Linked DNA regions of Homo sapiens: regions 2, 3 and 4 are each linked to region 1. The links are chromatin contacts, found by Hi-C or POLR2A ChIA-PET in ENCODE. All regions are on one chromosome and are shown on one strand. Each heading gives the region's core, a stretch centred on a gene start or an enhancer-like site at or near the end of the contact. The rest is flanking DNA. Distances are from core to core; before and after follow the strand shown. Region 1 holds the start of NAPG (NSF attachment protein gamma). Region 2 holds the start of CEP192 (centrosomal protein 192). Region 3 holds the start of PTPN2 (protein tyrosine phosphatase non-receptor type 2). Region 4 holds the start of PTPRM (protein tyrosine phosphatase receptor type M).

The links. A loop is a pair of places that touch in the nucleus more often than their neighbours do. ChIA-PET counts read pairs that join two places held with the same protein, here RNA polymerase II (POLR2A). Pooled maps may share reads with other maps.
Region 2: a loop to region 1 is called in a map of CD8-positive, alpha-beta T cell, with 30 times the contacts of the local background. The contact joins the promoter of CEP192 here to the promoter of NAPG in region 1. A Hi-C loop is called at or near these places in 2 of 168 maps with a recorded cell type or tissue (CD8-positive, alpha-beta T cell and naive thymus-derived CD4-positive, alpha-beta T cell) and 8 of 50 pooled maps.
Region 3: a loop to region 1 is called in a pooled map, with 15 times the contacts of the local background. The contact joins the promoter of PTPN2 here to the promoter of NAPG in region 1. A Hi-C loop is called at or near these places in 1 of 37 single-sample maps with no recorded cell type and 6 of 50 pooled maps. POLR2A ChIA-PET finds 5 or more read pairs at or near these places in 1 of 52 experiments (endothelial cell of umbilical vein).
Region 4: a map of ascending aorta shows a loop between it and region 1 (16-fold over the local background). The contact joins the promoter of PTPRM here to the promoter of NAPG in region 1. A Hi-C loop is called at or near these places in 1 of 168 maps with a recorded cell type or tissue (ascending aorta) and 4 of 50 pooled maps. POLR2A ChIA-PET finds 5 or more read pairs at or near these places in 1 of 52 experiments (WTC11).

The regions. Positions count from the first base shown.
Region 1 is chr18:10,524,021-10,527,355 of GRCh38, forward strand. NAPG (NSF attachment protein gamma) reads left to right here and starts at 2,007. Exons shown (of 12, transcript NM_003826.3): 1 at 2,007-2,138. The coding sequence starts at 2,083. RefSeq lists a silencer at 2,150-2,399.
Region 2 is chr18:12,989,721-12,993,129 of GRCh38, forward strand. CEP192 (centrosomal protein 192) reads left to right here and starts at 1,642. Exons shown (of 45, transcript NM_032142.4): 1 at 1,642-1,717. RefSeq lists enhancers at 1-573, 964-1,343 and a silencer at 1,824-1,903.
Region 3 is chr18:12,881,898-12,885,504 of GRCh38, forward strand. It overlaps PTPN2 (protein tyrosine phosphatase non-receptor type 2), which reads right to left and starts at 2,340. Exons shown (of 9, transcript NM_002828.4): 1 at 2,176-2,340. The coding sequence starts at 2,244. RefSeq lists silencers at 1,543-1,882, 2,263-2,552.
Region 4 is chr18:7,565,592-7,569,276 of GRCh38, forward strand. PTPRM (protein tyrosine phosphatase receptor type M) reads left to right here and starts at 1,725. Exons shown (of 33, transcript NM_001105244.2): 1 at 1,725-2,300. The coding sequence starts at 2,228. RefSeq lists a silencer at 1,406-1,775.

The DNA.
Region 1 (3,335 bases), core at 757-3,256:
TTTTCCCATTCTTTCTTTGTTGATGCCAAAGTAAAATTAAGTTAAATATTGTATCCTCTCATAGATCATGAATGCAATGAGGGCAGGCATTATATCTCTTGCTCAACAATTGGGTCCTAGGTGTGTAGGCTTAATGTCTTGTGCAGAGTGGGCATTCAGTAAACAATAATTCAATAATGAATGAATAAATAAGGGAGAATGTGGAGGAGGTTATAGGCTTAGAAAACTTTCTGGGCACTTTCAATGGTTTTAGAGGGTGATGGTATTGGGTGGTTAATAAATCTAAACTCACTTGAAAACATAAGGCTTTCCACTGGTAACAGTCCTTTTATATTTAATCAGTCATCCCAGAGTTGTGGTGAATTGGAAGTCATGGCCAAAGTATTTTACACTCCTCTATTTTCCTACCTCTTGAATCTGAACTTGCCTTATGACATGTTTTCATCAATAAAATGTGGCAGAAGTAATGTGCAGTGGGAGTCCAGGCCTTACGAAGCCTGAAGTTTCCACTTTCACTCTCTTGAAATTCTGCTGCCTTCCTATAAAGGAAGCCCAGGCTAGACAACCAAATGAAGAGGGGTCTTGTGTGTGGGTACTAAATAAGAAAGTGAGGATAGAGAAAAAAATCCAAGGCCAGTTCACCTGTTGGCACTAGAAAAAATGCAAAATATTGATTGGCAAATAGATGCAGGAAGATCGATCGATTGTGTGGTGAGGCCAAAGGGAAGAACTCTTCGAATAGTTATTTCATATTCAACAATAAGTGAGAGTTGGCAGGCAAGCAGAGATTGTGTAGGAGTTTTGAGAAGGAAGGTGTGAACAGCCCTCCAAGTGAGTGGGTGAGTGATTTGACCATGGAAACATAGGAGAGTTGCTCAGCAGCACCAAAGGTCGGCTTAATGTTTATGATCATTAAAATGAGTAATGTTAGCATCCTCGTTTGTTTTTTTCCAGTCAAATTCACTTGCTCAAGAGCAGTTCCAGAGTAGGTGGAGAGCTGGGGTTTTTCCTGGCTTGGAGAAAGGAGGGAGAGGGAGCCAAGGCCGTTGAGAGTATACGCACTAAAATGATGGGACATGAATTTATGCTGGGAAAAGAAGGACGTGTAAGAGCAGAGGGATAGGGAAAGGTGAGGAATCTGGTGAAGGTTAAGTAATTACTAGCACTAGGAGGTATGAGCTGGAATGGAAAGGGGAAGTAAAGTGAGCTGTTTGAAACTGACACTACGGAGGGTACACAGTTATGAGTAAGGTCAAGGGTGTGATCCCAGGAATGTGTGGCTGCGCTAGTGTGGGAAAGATCACAGGAGGTTGGAAGCTGAGAGGCTGTATAGTCATTGCAGGAATCATCCATGTGGATATTGAAATCACCATGAATTATGAATGAAGCCAACTGTATTACTGGTTACTATTTTTACCAGACCACTGTACGCGACTTTAGATCCCTCAACTTCCCATTTAGAGCACTTATCACGGCTTGAAATATTAGAGCGATTATTTGGGTTGGGCGCGGATTATTTGACAGTAATCAGGGTTTACAAGTCTGTTTCGTTTCTTGACTGACATACAATTAATACCCAAAAGGCAGAATGGATAGAAGAATACTATTCTATCTGTCATACAGAGAAACTTCAGATGTAATAAATTATAAAGCCAATTAACCCTACAAACAGGATCCACAGCAGTTTCACATTAATGAAAAAGCAAGACTTCAAGAGGGCGGGAGTTTTTGTCTGCTGATCTTCCCGCATCTAAAATAGTGCCTGACACATATTAGGTGCTTTGCAAATATTGAATGAAAGAATACGCCCCATCAGTATCTCACCGCGCCTGCGCTAGATGCCCTAGGTGGGGCCAGCCTTGACGCGCTGCGCCTGCGCAATGTCTCTTTGCGGGGCGCACCGGCAGGCTCCCAGCCCCGCTTCGTCGCAGCGGCTTGGGCCCTCCGGCCCTCCGTAGCCGCTCGACTGTCGCGCTGCACCAGCTTCCTCCTCGGCGTTCCCACGCCTATTTGGGCGGATTCTTGGCGCCGGAGGAAGAGGCAGGGTCACCCTCTCTCCACGTCAGAGACCTGACTGTGGAGATGGCGGCTCAGAAGATAAACGAGGGGCTGGAACACCTCGCCAAAGCAGAGAAATAGTGAGTGAGAACCTTCCGGGGGCCTGTGTGTAGACGCCGGGTCCGTCTCTCACTGGCGCGGCCTTAGCACCCGGGGGGGGCGGGAGGGAGGGCTCAGGGCTGAGGGGCCTCGGCGCGCTGGTGCCCGCAGGGCTGCCGGGGCTCGGTGTCCTCTGGGTCACACTCCCGGGGTCGGGGTCAGCTCTGCGGCGCCTCGGGAAGCGCCGTGGGTCCACCCCGCCGGAAGTCCGCTCCCCAGAGCCGGTGTGGGCGGGGACTCGGCGCAGTGCTGCGGGGCGAGGGCTTCTCTACTTGGGCGCTCTGCTCCTGAAGATTGTGGTGGGGGCTGTCTGTGCATCGGAGGCTCGTTAGCAGCATCCTTGGCCTCTACCTGCTGGGTGCCGGTCGCATCTCTTCCCCATTTGTGGCAACCCAAAATGTCATCTGGGGAACAACATCGCTCTGTTGAGAACCACCGCCCTAGAAGAGCCCCCTGTGTGGAGGGGACCATAGGTTTACCCCAAAAACTCCTCGGTGAACCTTTGTCATCTGGCATTTTACTGTCCCTGTGGGCAGGGACTGTGCTTCGTTCGTCCTTTGATGTGTATGTCCTGCCACCTCTGGTACAGTACGTAGTAGGCACCCTGCAAATGTTTGTGGGACTGAACTGATAATCCTTAATTCATCCTTTTGGCAGCCTCTTCCCCCCGTTTCATTACTCCAGTGCATTTTTATCTGGCAGTTACAGTTAATAGAAAGTCAGCATTGTGGGCCGGGCGCGGTGGCTCACGTCTGCAATCCCAGCACTTTGGGAGGCCGAGGCGGGCGGATCACAAGGTCAGAAGATCCAGACCATCCTGGCTAACACGGTGAAAACCGTCTCTACTAAAAATACAAAAAATTAGCCGGGCGTGGTGGCGGGCGCCTGTAGTCCCAGCTACTCGGGAGCCTGAGGCAGGAGAATGGCCTGAACCCGGAAGGCAGAGCTTGCAGTGAGCCGAGATCGCGCCACTGCACTCCAGCCTGGGCCACAGAGCGAGACTCCGTCTCAAAAAAAAAAAAAAAAAAGAAAAGAAAAAGTCAGCATTGTGCTCTGTGGTGGGTGCTTCACATACATAATTTCATAAGCTGAGATCTTCACAATAACTTTCCAAATAGAGATTCTAATTTTTCGTAAGAGGAAATGAGACTCAGGGAAGCCTCATAACGACTTGCCCC
Region 2 (3,409 bases), core at 392-2,891, 2.5 Mb after region 1:
AAGGATCTGGTGTGAGTGACAGTCCGGAACCTGTAGACACATTTAAGCAGTTCACCTCCAATGTGTGACCGCTTTGTAGAAAAAGAGGTTAAGAGAGGTCAGCTCTAGGGCTGAGCATTTGGCTTACTTTTTTGGGATTCAGAAAATCTTGAGATTTTCTGCATTTATCTTTGCTCACTGAGTGTGGACAAAGGTAGAATAAAGGTAATTACTCTTTGCAAATACCAAGGCTGCAGGGTTCCAAGAAGAGGTGTCGAACTGTGGAGATATCACTGAGTTTGACAATTAGGAGTCTATTCCTGATAAAGTTTTAAGGACCCAGCTAGACACCATGAAATGCGTCAAAATAAGGTGTAAAAAGTGGAAGCCTGGCTTCCTCTATGGAAAAAAAAGTGGAGACCATTAAGGGAAGGAAACAAGAATGGTCATTAGGTGATGAAACAGAATCAAGGAAGGGGTGTGTGTGGGTGTGTGGTTTGAGTGGTGTTTGTGTGTGGAGGGTGTGTGTGGTGTGTGGGTGATGTGTATGTGGGTGTGTGTTGTGTATGGATGTGTGTATACGTGTCACACACGTGTGTGTGGTGCATATGTGGGTGTGTGTGGTTTGTGGTGTGAGTGGTGTGTGTGGTGTATGGGTGTGTGGTGTGTGTGTTTGGGTAGAGAGGTGCTGCATTTTTGTAGGCAGAGAGAAGGAAACCAGTGGAGAGGATATCCAAGAATGACAGGTGAGCCATGTTTGCAGGAGGTAGAAAGTGGTCAAGTAAACAGACGTCTTTCCCCACCAAGTAACCTCAGGTCTAGGGACTTCTAAACTTTGCGTTTTCCCTCTTCTTTCCTCCAAGGTGCGCCGGACATCTTTCAGTAACTTGAACGAAGTTAAGGAGTTAGCTTTGGAAAAGAGGGACTCTTTTCCCTCTGTGACTATATGGAATAAATTTTGAGATAAGGGACCTTACTGAAAAAGACTGAGATACATTTTGAGTGAAAGGCATGGTCTCAGTGAAGTAGTTAAGGGCCTGTGCCGAGCAGATGGCGGTGATGGGTTTTGTGGCCTAAGAAGGATGGAGAAAAGTAGGAAGCAATCGAGACAAAGCCTACTCTGTCACAAAGAGGCGACTAGATGTGGCGAAATGTCATGAAACTTGGATCCCGAGGAATTAGCTGATTGAAGGTGAAACCTGACGCCTTTCAGCGCCTACCAACAGGAAAGGTCTGCATCTGCCCACGGAAGGACGAAACCTATCGGGGGGGATTTGTTGGCGGGGGATACTTCTTTGCGCATAGAGTGACTGGCGGTGCCCTGGAGACCCAAACTGAATAAAGTAAGCATTATTTTCAAATTCGCCAAGACCTTGAAGGCGGCGCCAACGGGAGCCGTCCCCCGGGTCCCACGCAGCGCAGAGCTCCATTTCCTCCTCCGGACTCGCAGGGCGCGCGGCTTCCTCGCTTCAAATCCAGGAACGCGCTGTCCCCACCAATCACCGGGCTTCTTCCCGCCCCATGTCTTCCCGCTGTCCAATCAAAAGCCAGCTCAGTCTCCTCCCCTTGCCTGGTGCCGCGAACAGACGTAAACCAGAGGCGGGCGCGGTACGGCCGTTCCGGGCTCCAGCCGGTGCGGGGGCCACGCGCACGCGCACTTGCAGTGCCCTGGGACACCTCTTCAGTCCGTGGACTTTCCCGCTGCACACTGCCCTCCGAAGTCGGGGACGCGGGCTCGGTGAGGGGGGACGCTGGTGCCTCGGCCTGCGCCTAGGCGGGAGGCAGACGCATGCACCTTTGGCCTACGTTTCGGCTGCCGGACCGACGGGACAGTGACGGTTGGGCCGGGTGGGGGCGCAGGCTGTGGGGCGGCCTCAGGGCGCGAGCAAGGGGACTGCCGCGCTTCCCGCGCCTCTGCGCCTGGCGCAGCCTCTGAGCTGAGCTCCGCCTGGTTGGGATTAATTGCACGCCTCTGTGTCATCGGGCTTTGGCCGGGCGTGATGAGACAGACTGTTAGGGGATCACGTCCTTCTTTCCTCCCCTCTTGTCTGGGGACTTCCACCTCTTGAGGGACAGGCCCTCTCCGTGCTACCCTCTGGAGTTTCTTGCAGTGTGCTTGTGAAGTGACCGGTGATGTTTCCTTTATGTGCCCTGTGATGGGCGGTTCTGTTCCTCCTTTTTGTTTAAAATTCTGACCCAGGAAGTAACCTTGTTAACTTAACTTAATGCCCTTGTCTTCCGTTTACTCACTTGATTTGGTTTCTGCTAGGTTGCGTTCATTTATTCCTAATAGTTTACCTACATTCCTTGCCTATGATTTCATTATCAACAGAACGTGAAATGAGACGAATGTTAATACACTCTACTTTTACTTTGCTGTTACTTTCAGAGTTTGTTTAGTAAAACATGAGGACCTCTTCAAGTCAGTCGTTTGGAGAACAGCTGTTTATATGACCATATTTCCATTTGCTCTTACTATTTTGAGGTCATTCGACTGGCGTTTTTACTGCTCCAAAATCAACTTTTTCTCCAAATTTCAGTTTTCTAGGCAAAAACGGCAAGCCTTGAACAATAATATACCAAATGCCTACCTAGTTTTAAAGTATATCTTAAAGTGCCAAGAGTAAATGATGAGTTTTGGGGAAGTTTGACTCGGCTTTGGGTTCCACGGCGTGTGCTTTTAAATGTGTTTAATTGTATACATAGACCTACGATTAATGACTATAGTCAGTAATCTTTTATGTACCTAGGAATGTAATTAGTGAGTCCAGATGTGAAATTTGAGGTCACTACTTTAAGGAAATAGCAAGAGAAATTGCAAATATAGCCACTCAGTTCAAATAGGATAGAAGAAAAATATTGTCTTCACTTGAGATGATGGAGGAGGGGTGGGTAATGCAATAATGTGAGAAATTAAAGGAAATTTCCTTTAGGAATGTGTTATGTCCATGAATGGTTTACAAGTGTAATCTTTTCTGGAGAAGAGACTAGGTATTAGGTTACATCTTGAGGAATCTTCCCGTGGGTTTTGTTACCTTTGCACCCTTAGCAAAGCTCTGTTGAAGCACTTAACACTATCGTAGTTGACAGGGATTGTCAGCTCCCTGAGGGGAGCTGCCTTATTTATCTTTGCATTCTTGGTGCCAAGTAGAGGGTTCTTCATGGTTTGTGTTTGATAATGAATGTTGCATGAATGACCTTTGCATAATTTCTGAGTTTTCTTTGGATTAGGCCCTTCTAAATAGGGACAACTGTTGAAGAGTTTTCTATAAATTTTAATAGTTTACATGTCTGTATATGAATGAATAACTTAGTAATTACAAGGCTAGACTTGGGGAGGCTAGTTGGGAGACTCGTGTGATAGTTCAGAATAAAAAGTGATGGGCAACGGGCATTAGGAATATAGAAGTGGGTCTCAGCTCCAGAAGTG
Region 3 (3,607 bases), core at 1,090-3,589, 2.4 Mb after region 1:
CAAGAATCCTCAGTGTCTAACACTAGCACATAACAAGCATGTTATGAACGAATGAATGAAAATATGGAACTACAATGAGGCCCCAAAAGAATAAGCCCTAGAGTGAGCACCTCGAGGGTAGGAAACTTGCCAGGAGCATTCTCTGCTGAATCCCCAAGGCCAGGAGCAAAAGCTGCAACTCCACTGGGGGTCCGGGCATATTTGTGGAATGGCTGAATGGATGTTCTAAGGCCACAGGAGAACACATAGCTCAAACTTCCTGACTTGCTTTCCATTACTAACTTTCTTGGTTTGTGACCTACTTTTACTGTAACACCAGTGTGCATGCCATGGTTTCTACTGACCAAACTAATGGTCTTGTTTTCAACTAGGAAAAAATAATATGAGCATTGACCAACCAAGGAAACTACAGGATTCCTCGGTAAGAATCTATAGAAGGATTTCCTTATCTTTTTGAAAATGCATGTGAAATCTCCAGTGGATGCGAGTTAAGTTCATTTTTCTGGAAAGAGGAATCACAATTCTCATTGAATTTTCAAGGATATTAATGATACCAAAGAAAATTAAATTTCTTAAACCAAAATGTTAAGCTGAATTAAGTTATATTCACTTTTCTCTTTTCAAATCTATTTCGATATATAACCTATCCCTTAGAGAGACAGCAGCCTCTGCTAAAACAAATGTAACTGGAGAAGATGCAGCTGGCAGGCTCTCTCACATGAAGATTCCTACCAGAATTTGCGTTTCAGATTGTCTATAATTGGAAGAGTCCTTACCAGCATTCTTTAAAACTTAGATCCCTATTCTAACATACTCTGTATCATGGGAATCAGAATATTTATACTTCCCACTAATGTGTTCAAGAAGAAAACGTTACTTTCTGAACACATTTTTCACTGCCATCTAATTAAATGGAAAGGGGAAAAACCCAGGATCATCCATTTACAGGAAAGCCCGTCTTTTACTTTACACAGAGAGAACCAAACATCAGAAGCAGCATTAACTTAACCGTCACCAAATTCAATCTTGGGAATAATACGACAAGGATTAAACGAAGGGGAAAGCAGTTACATCATTTTAAAAGAGATAAAGTTTTGTTTGAATTAAAAGGTAGTCTAGTTGACATAAAAAAAGCGAATCACAGGTGTTTATACTACATATTGCATCTATGTGAGCTGAACAGGCACGATTAGGGCGATAGGCATCGGAACACCGTGCCCCCGGGGAGGGGATGAGGGCACTTTCTCAGGGCAAGGAAAGGCTATTTTGATTTGAGGGGGCTTGCAAGAGGGGATTCATTTGTGACACCCGTCTGGGAGCACACATGAAAGCTGCGTTTCACTGTAGGGAAAGTATACCTCAGTAAGGAAAACTATAAAGAGAATGACACGCTATCACTGGACGAACACAAGCAAAGCCTCTTTCGTTCCGGGAAGGTTCTATGGGGGCCGAACCCACGCTGGGCGCTGCTGGGCCACGGGGGAAAATGAAGACGGAGGGTCCCGAGAGCGCTGCCCTCGCCAGAGGCCACGAGCCACCCCCAACCACCGCGGCTCCGCCAGGAGAGCGAGCTTCGCCTCGCAGAGGGCTGCGGCGGCCGGCCCGGCGCCCAGAGCGGCCTGCTCCCACAGGTCCTGCGCGGGCGCCAGCTGGACCCGGACGCCGCGGCCCGGCTCGCCCGCCCCCGCCCTCACCGCTCCCGGGGACGCCAGCTGCCCACCCGGCCACAAAACACCCGGCCAGAGAAAGAGCTGTCCGCGAGCAAGAACCAAGCACAGCGGCGTGGGAGCTACGGCGAAGCTGCGGCCCGGGGGCGCGCGCCCGAGCGCCCCCACGGCTTTCCCAAGGACCCCCAGACCCGGGCCGCGCAACGCTGGTGGCGCATCCACGCGCTCCCCAAGAAGCCGCTGTGGCACCGCCCTCCAGAACTAACTGCGCTTGCGCTAACCATGAGCTGCTCAGCTCAAGTATGCTTTTTTTTTTTTTTTTTTTAAACCAAAAGGAGCAAGAGAGCGGTCAGCGCAGGCGCGCCCCTGACGCGGACCGCGCCGCCACTTCCGCCCCGAGCGAGAGGCTAGAGGCGAGAGGCGGGGGAGGCGGGAGGGACCCTGCGGACAGGGCACGAGTCCGGGTCTCGGAGGAGGTCGGCGACTGCCGCGTGGGTCCGCGACTCACCAAGTACAGCGGCTGCCAGCGACGCTGAGTATCCAACTCTTCGAACTCCCGCTCGATGGTGGTGGGCATGGCTGCGGGAGCGAGCTGGCGCGAGCAGAGCCTGCGCCGGCGGAGAGGCTCAGGCCCCGCACGATCCGGGGAGAGCGCTGGCGCTGCGGCGCATGCGCGCTGCGCGCCGCGCCCCGCCCCCACGCCAAGCCCTGTCGGCCGTGGGGAAAGTACCTGGAGCGTCGGACGTCAGCGCGCAGACTCGGCGCCCGAGCGCGGCGCGAAGTCGGCGGCGGGGCGGGGCGGGGCGCTCGGGGGGCGGGGCTCGGGGTGCCCAGGTGGGAGGGGGCGGGGCCAGGGGACCACCCGGCGGCCGTGGTCCCTGCGCGCGGCACGAGGTGAGCCGCCCCTTGGGCTTGCGTCTTCCGACAAGAGAGAGGCGGTGGTCCGTGGGTAGCGCGGGGTTACTGGAATGGGACTCCCTGAGGAAGTCCCCTGAGAAGTCGCCGGCACGCTCCGCCTTCCTTCTTGCTTCCCATTTCTCGTTTTCTTCTCAGCCTTCATAGTTTTTTAAAGTGCTGTATTTGAATATTATTTTAAACATCATCTAGGTCAGATTAGCGGCCTGTGACCAACTTGGAAACAAATTCCTCATTCTTTTCTGCCCTGGTGTCAGCTCCTGTAAGCCTGCAGATTTTATGCCAAATAAACCGCTGGAGCAAAAGGAAAGGCAGCCAGCCTCTCCCGGAATTTGGGAGAGGGATACCTTGTTAAGAAAACGTTCTACAACTTACGAATTAGATTTAACTGTAAAAAATAGCACGTCCTCTTTTACCAAACAAACGTACTAGTTAGGGAAATCATCTTGCTTCAGATTTAAGATAGTTCTTTTTTAGTGCTTGTAATATCCTGCTATATAATCTTCATAAGAAACGTGAAGGGTTAGGAAAGGTTTAGCCGTGCTGTCCAGTATTGGGATTTAAATTTTAAATATTAACTTAATTCCTCAGTGGCACCAGCCACATTTCAGGTGTGCCATAACCATGTATGGCTAGTGGCTGCTATGTGGCAAAGTACATATGTAGAACGTTTCTATCATCGAAGACAGTTCTTTTGGACAGAGCCGGCCGAGAGGATTACAATACTTGGGGCAGAAAAGTGTCCTTAATCACATAAAATAATGAAAACCCTAGCCAGAAAAAAAAAAAAAAAAGTTGGCTACGGAAGCTAGAAGAAATCGTATTAACAAAAAAGCAGTCAGCAAGCTTTCTACTTACATAGTATGATTTAGAGATACAGGAAAGCTTCCCCCGAAAGACCCCACAATGTCTAATGGTCCTTGGTTCTGAAATTCTGTCATTGAATCTGATTATTTTGATTAAAGGCATGGTATCTCCCAGAATATCCTGTGAATGTTCGCATTAGTCTGCTCATCAGATTGCTT
Region 4 (3,685 bases), core at 475-2,974, 3.0 Mb before region 1:
CTCCCTAGCTTCCACCTCTGTCCTCCCACTAGCAGAAAAACTCCATTGGAAAGCCTATTACTAATTTTTTTTAAAGCAAATTTGAACTGCAGTATAGAACACAAGTACATCAAAATGGAAAGCCCAGGTTGCAGATTTGACCATCCTCACTTGCTGATCTTGAAGACATTGCTTCCTTTCTGAGATTTCAATGTTCATTTCACAATTAAAGATAAGGTTCCATAAGCACATAGTTGGGAGAAGTGGCAGGACAATGTAAGCTCATATTAACAAGCAAATGATTAATATAGAGACTTCTAAAGAGCAGGTCTGGTAAGTATCTAGTAAGTGGACTTCCTGAAGTAAGAGGAGTGTTGGTTGCCACACTAAAGGCAAGTCTTCTAGTCCCCAAATTTGCCTTGGGAGGATGACAGCTGTATCTTTCTTGGTTCTGGTGTACAGTGGAGAACAGGGTCAAGATGAGTGTGGAATCCATTTATTTTTTTACGTGTTTATAAGCACTAGAAAGCAGTGAGCACTAAGCAGAGGACCCCTCTTGCGGAAAAAGTGCAGGAGAGCTCCTGGGTGCCTCTGTATCACCGGTTTGCCTTCTAGCCAGAATCATTGCTAGAACCCTGTCACTCAGTTACTTTGGTTCCTAATTTAACCTCTTCCCAAGCCTTCTATTGCGTTCAGTTAGCTAGGCCAGGAGCTTACAGCTGTCTGGTTGGTGCTGGCTCAATGTGCTTATTCCCTGGAAGATAGAAGGATCACTTACAAAAAAATTTACAATTAAAATAAAAAAATTATTTTTTGCTGAAGCATTGTAAGGTTTTTTTAATTCACTCAGACCCAAAATCGTAAAACTAAAATATTTCAAGACATTACTTGATTCACCCCCCACTTCTCTTTCTCCCCTGTTTCTCAGCACTTTGCACCAGATACAGAAACCACGGGTTATGTCCAAACCCTGGTTTTGGTGTGACCACCGCCTTCCGTGTACTGCCTGCGGCTCGCTTCGGGCCCACACGGGACACCGAGGCATGATGAGGACGCAGAACAGCAGAAGCGCGCCCTGCTTCCCGGGCGCCAGTGCTCGGGGCCAGCGGCGTGTACCCGGCGGGCCCGGCCGGGAGCGGGCTGGCGATCGCGGGGCTCGGCGCTCCCGGCTCCCGCGCCATCTCCCGGCGCCCGCCAACTTCGCTCCGCCCGCGGCGTAGAGAAGCTCGCAGCCCTCCGGAGCCTCAGCGATCTCCTGGCTCGCTTTTCCCGCAGCCGCCGAGCAGCGCAGGCCCGGCGACTCCGGGTGCAGCTGGCCCTGTGCGGTGACATCGCCGTCCGGCGCCAGGCTCGAAGCCGCCTGGCCGCGCCCGCGGGGTCGCAGGCCGCTGGTCCCGCCCGGCCGCGCTCACAAACTACTCGCGGCTCGTGACCCGGGACAAACTTCTGGCGGCGGCGCAGCCTCTTCCACAGTCACCCTCCCCAGAGCCAGCTACCAAAATAGAAGACGCGGCCGGGGCGAGGAGGTGGGCGGGGGGAGCCCGGTGGCCGCTCCTCCCCGCGCGGCTGACGCCCGCTTCGGCGGCGGTAGTGGCTGTGGCCGCGGGGCCGCCCCCAGCCGAGCTCCCGGAGGCGCTCGGGCGCGGGCCGGCGGGGCACGGGCGCTCACGCCCTCTAGCGGGCCGCGGCGGCGCCGGGCGGCCGTGACGTGAGCGCTCCCTTCAGCCGGCCTGCGGGGCACCGCCAGTCAGTCGGGGAGCAAGAGCCCCGCGCGCAGCCGGCGCGGGCTCGGTCATCGGCGCGCCGCCGCCCGGGGCTGGGCTTGGGGCTGCCTGTGGAGAGGCGGCGGGCGGAACGCGCGCGGCCACGGCCACGGCCACCGCCACGGCCACGGCCGGCAGCTCGGGTCCCGGGTCCCGGGCAGGGGAAGGGGAGAGGCGGCGAGCTCAGCAACCGGAACCGAGGGAAGATTTTGGCTCCGCGGGCTCGCCCTCCGCTCCCTCTGCCAGCGGCGCCAGACGCCGAGTGGGGCCAGGGACAGGGGAGGAGGACCCAGGACCCTGTGCCCGCGCCCCTGGAGCCGCTGGAGTTCGGACTTCTGCAACTGTTGGCACTTTGGGGGCTTGGCTTAGCGCTCTGCTGTTTACCCGTCTCTCCTCGCTGCCTCGGAACCAAAGCTCCCGGCCCCCTCCGCCCTCGCGCGCCCACCCACCGCCGCCGGGGAGCGGCCCGGCCCGCACTCAGCACCATGAGGGGACTTGGGACTTGCCTGGCGACTTTGGCCGGACTTTTGCTAACTGCGGCGGGCGAGACGTTCTCAGGTAAGCGGGACCGCCTCTGCCGCCCCCGAGGCGCGCGGGCCGGCGCGGGACGCCCGGGACGCCGACAGCTCCCTGGTGGTAGAGCCCTAAGGCTGGCGTCGGGGCCGGGCGGGGGGCGCGGCGGGCCGGACACCGCTTCTGCCTGTGAGCCGGGCGCTGGGCGAGGGGCCGTGGGGCTGGCAGGCACCCAGTCCTCGGGCGGGCGGAGCGGACGGACCCCGAGGGCGAGCTCCCCAGCCGGGACTGCCAGCTCGGCCGCCGTCCTTCCGCGGCCTGGGCTAGTGCTCAAGGTTGGGCGGCTTGCACTCTTGAGTCCCTGGCCGGCTGCAAAAGGAACAGCAGAAAACTTTGCTTGAAGTTCCCAGTTGCAGCCGCCGGGCCGCCTGGCGTAGGCGCTGCGCGGTCCCCGCCGACCCCGAGCAGCGGCCGGGCCCAGGCCGCTGGTGTTCGGCTGCGCCCGCAGCGATCGCCGGGAACTGGCGGCCGCTCCGGCGGCGGCGATCTCCCGGTGCCCTGCCCTCCCTGTCGCCCCCTGCCCGGCGCGGCTGGCGACCCCGGGAGGTCCCCGCGGTCGTGCAGCGTCTGCGGAGAGGCTGGGGGGAGTTCCTCGCCGGTCCCAGCGGTAGGGCTTGGCGGCCGCGGAGGGAAGCGGGCAGGTCCCCAGGCCCTGGCCACGGCCCTGCGCCCCGCTGGGCTCCCCCTCCCCACCCTCGTCCCCCTAGCGGAGCGCCGCGGCCAGCTGCAACTTGTTCATCCAGCCCGGCTGCCCGGGGGTCCCAGGTGGGAAGGAGAGGCACTGGCGGTGTGCGAGCAAGCGTGTGAGTGTGTGCGCGTGTGTGCCTGCACGCGCGCGCGGGGGCGTTCTAAGCCCAGAGGAACCCCTCACGGAGAGGATCTGTGGATCGGAGTCGGGGGTCCGGCGTGGGGGCGAACCCGGCACGCTGTCACAGGGGTTTACAACCAGGATGACCTTTATTACCTGGGTGACACAGGTGGATAGACGGCAAATGCTGGCCCATTTGCACACCTTCTTTCTAGTGTTTATTAGATTAGTTTCATTAAGGTCCACATGCAGTGGGGGCGGTGGGCTTTCTTTTTCTTTAATAAAAAAGCCTGCTCTTTGGTCTTAAACTTGGTTTTTGCAAAATAGGTCTCTGCGTTTGGGAACAAGTGAGTTGAATGAGTAAGTTGGGCTTTTTAAGAATTTAATGAAGAGGACTTTCATAAACAGTAAAGAGCATATTTTAAGCAGTAAAAACCTTTGGTCCTCCGGTGCGTGGAAACCTTTTTATTTTCTTGGGGTCCAGGACCATTGGCTGCTGGAGCTCTGGACTCACAGGCACATTAGTTGTGTCTTGTGTGTTGCTGATCTGCAGGACCCTTGA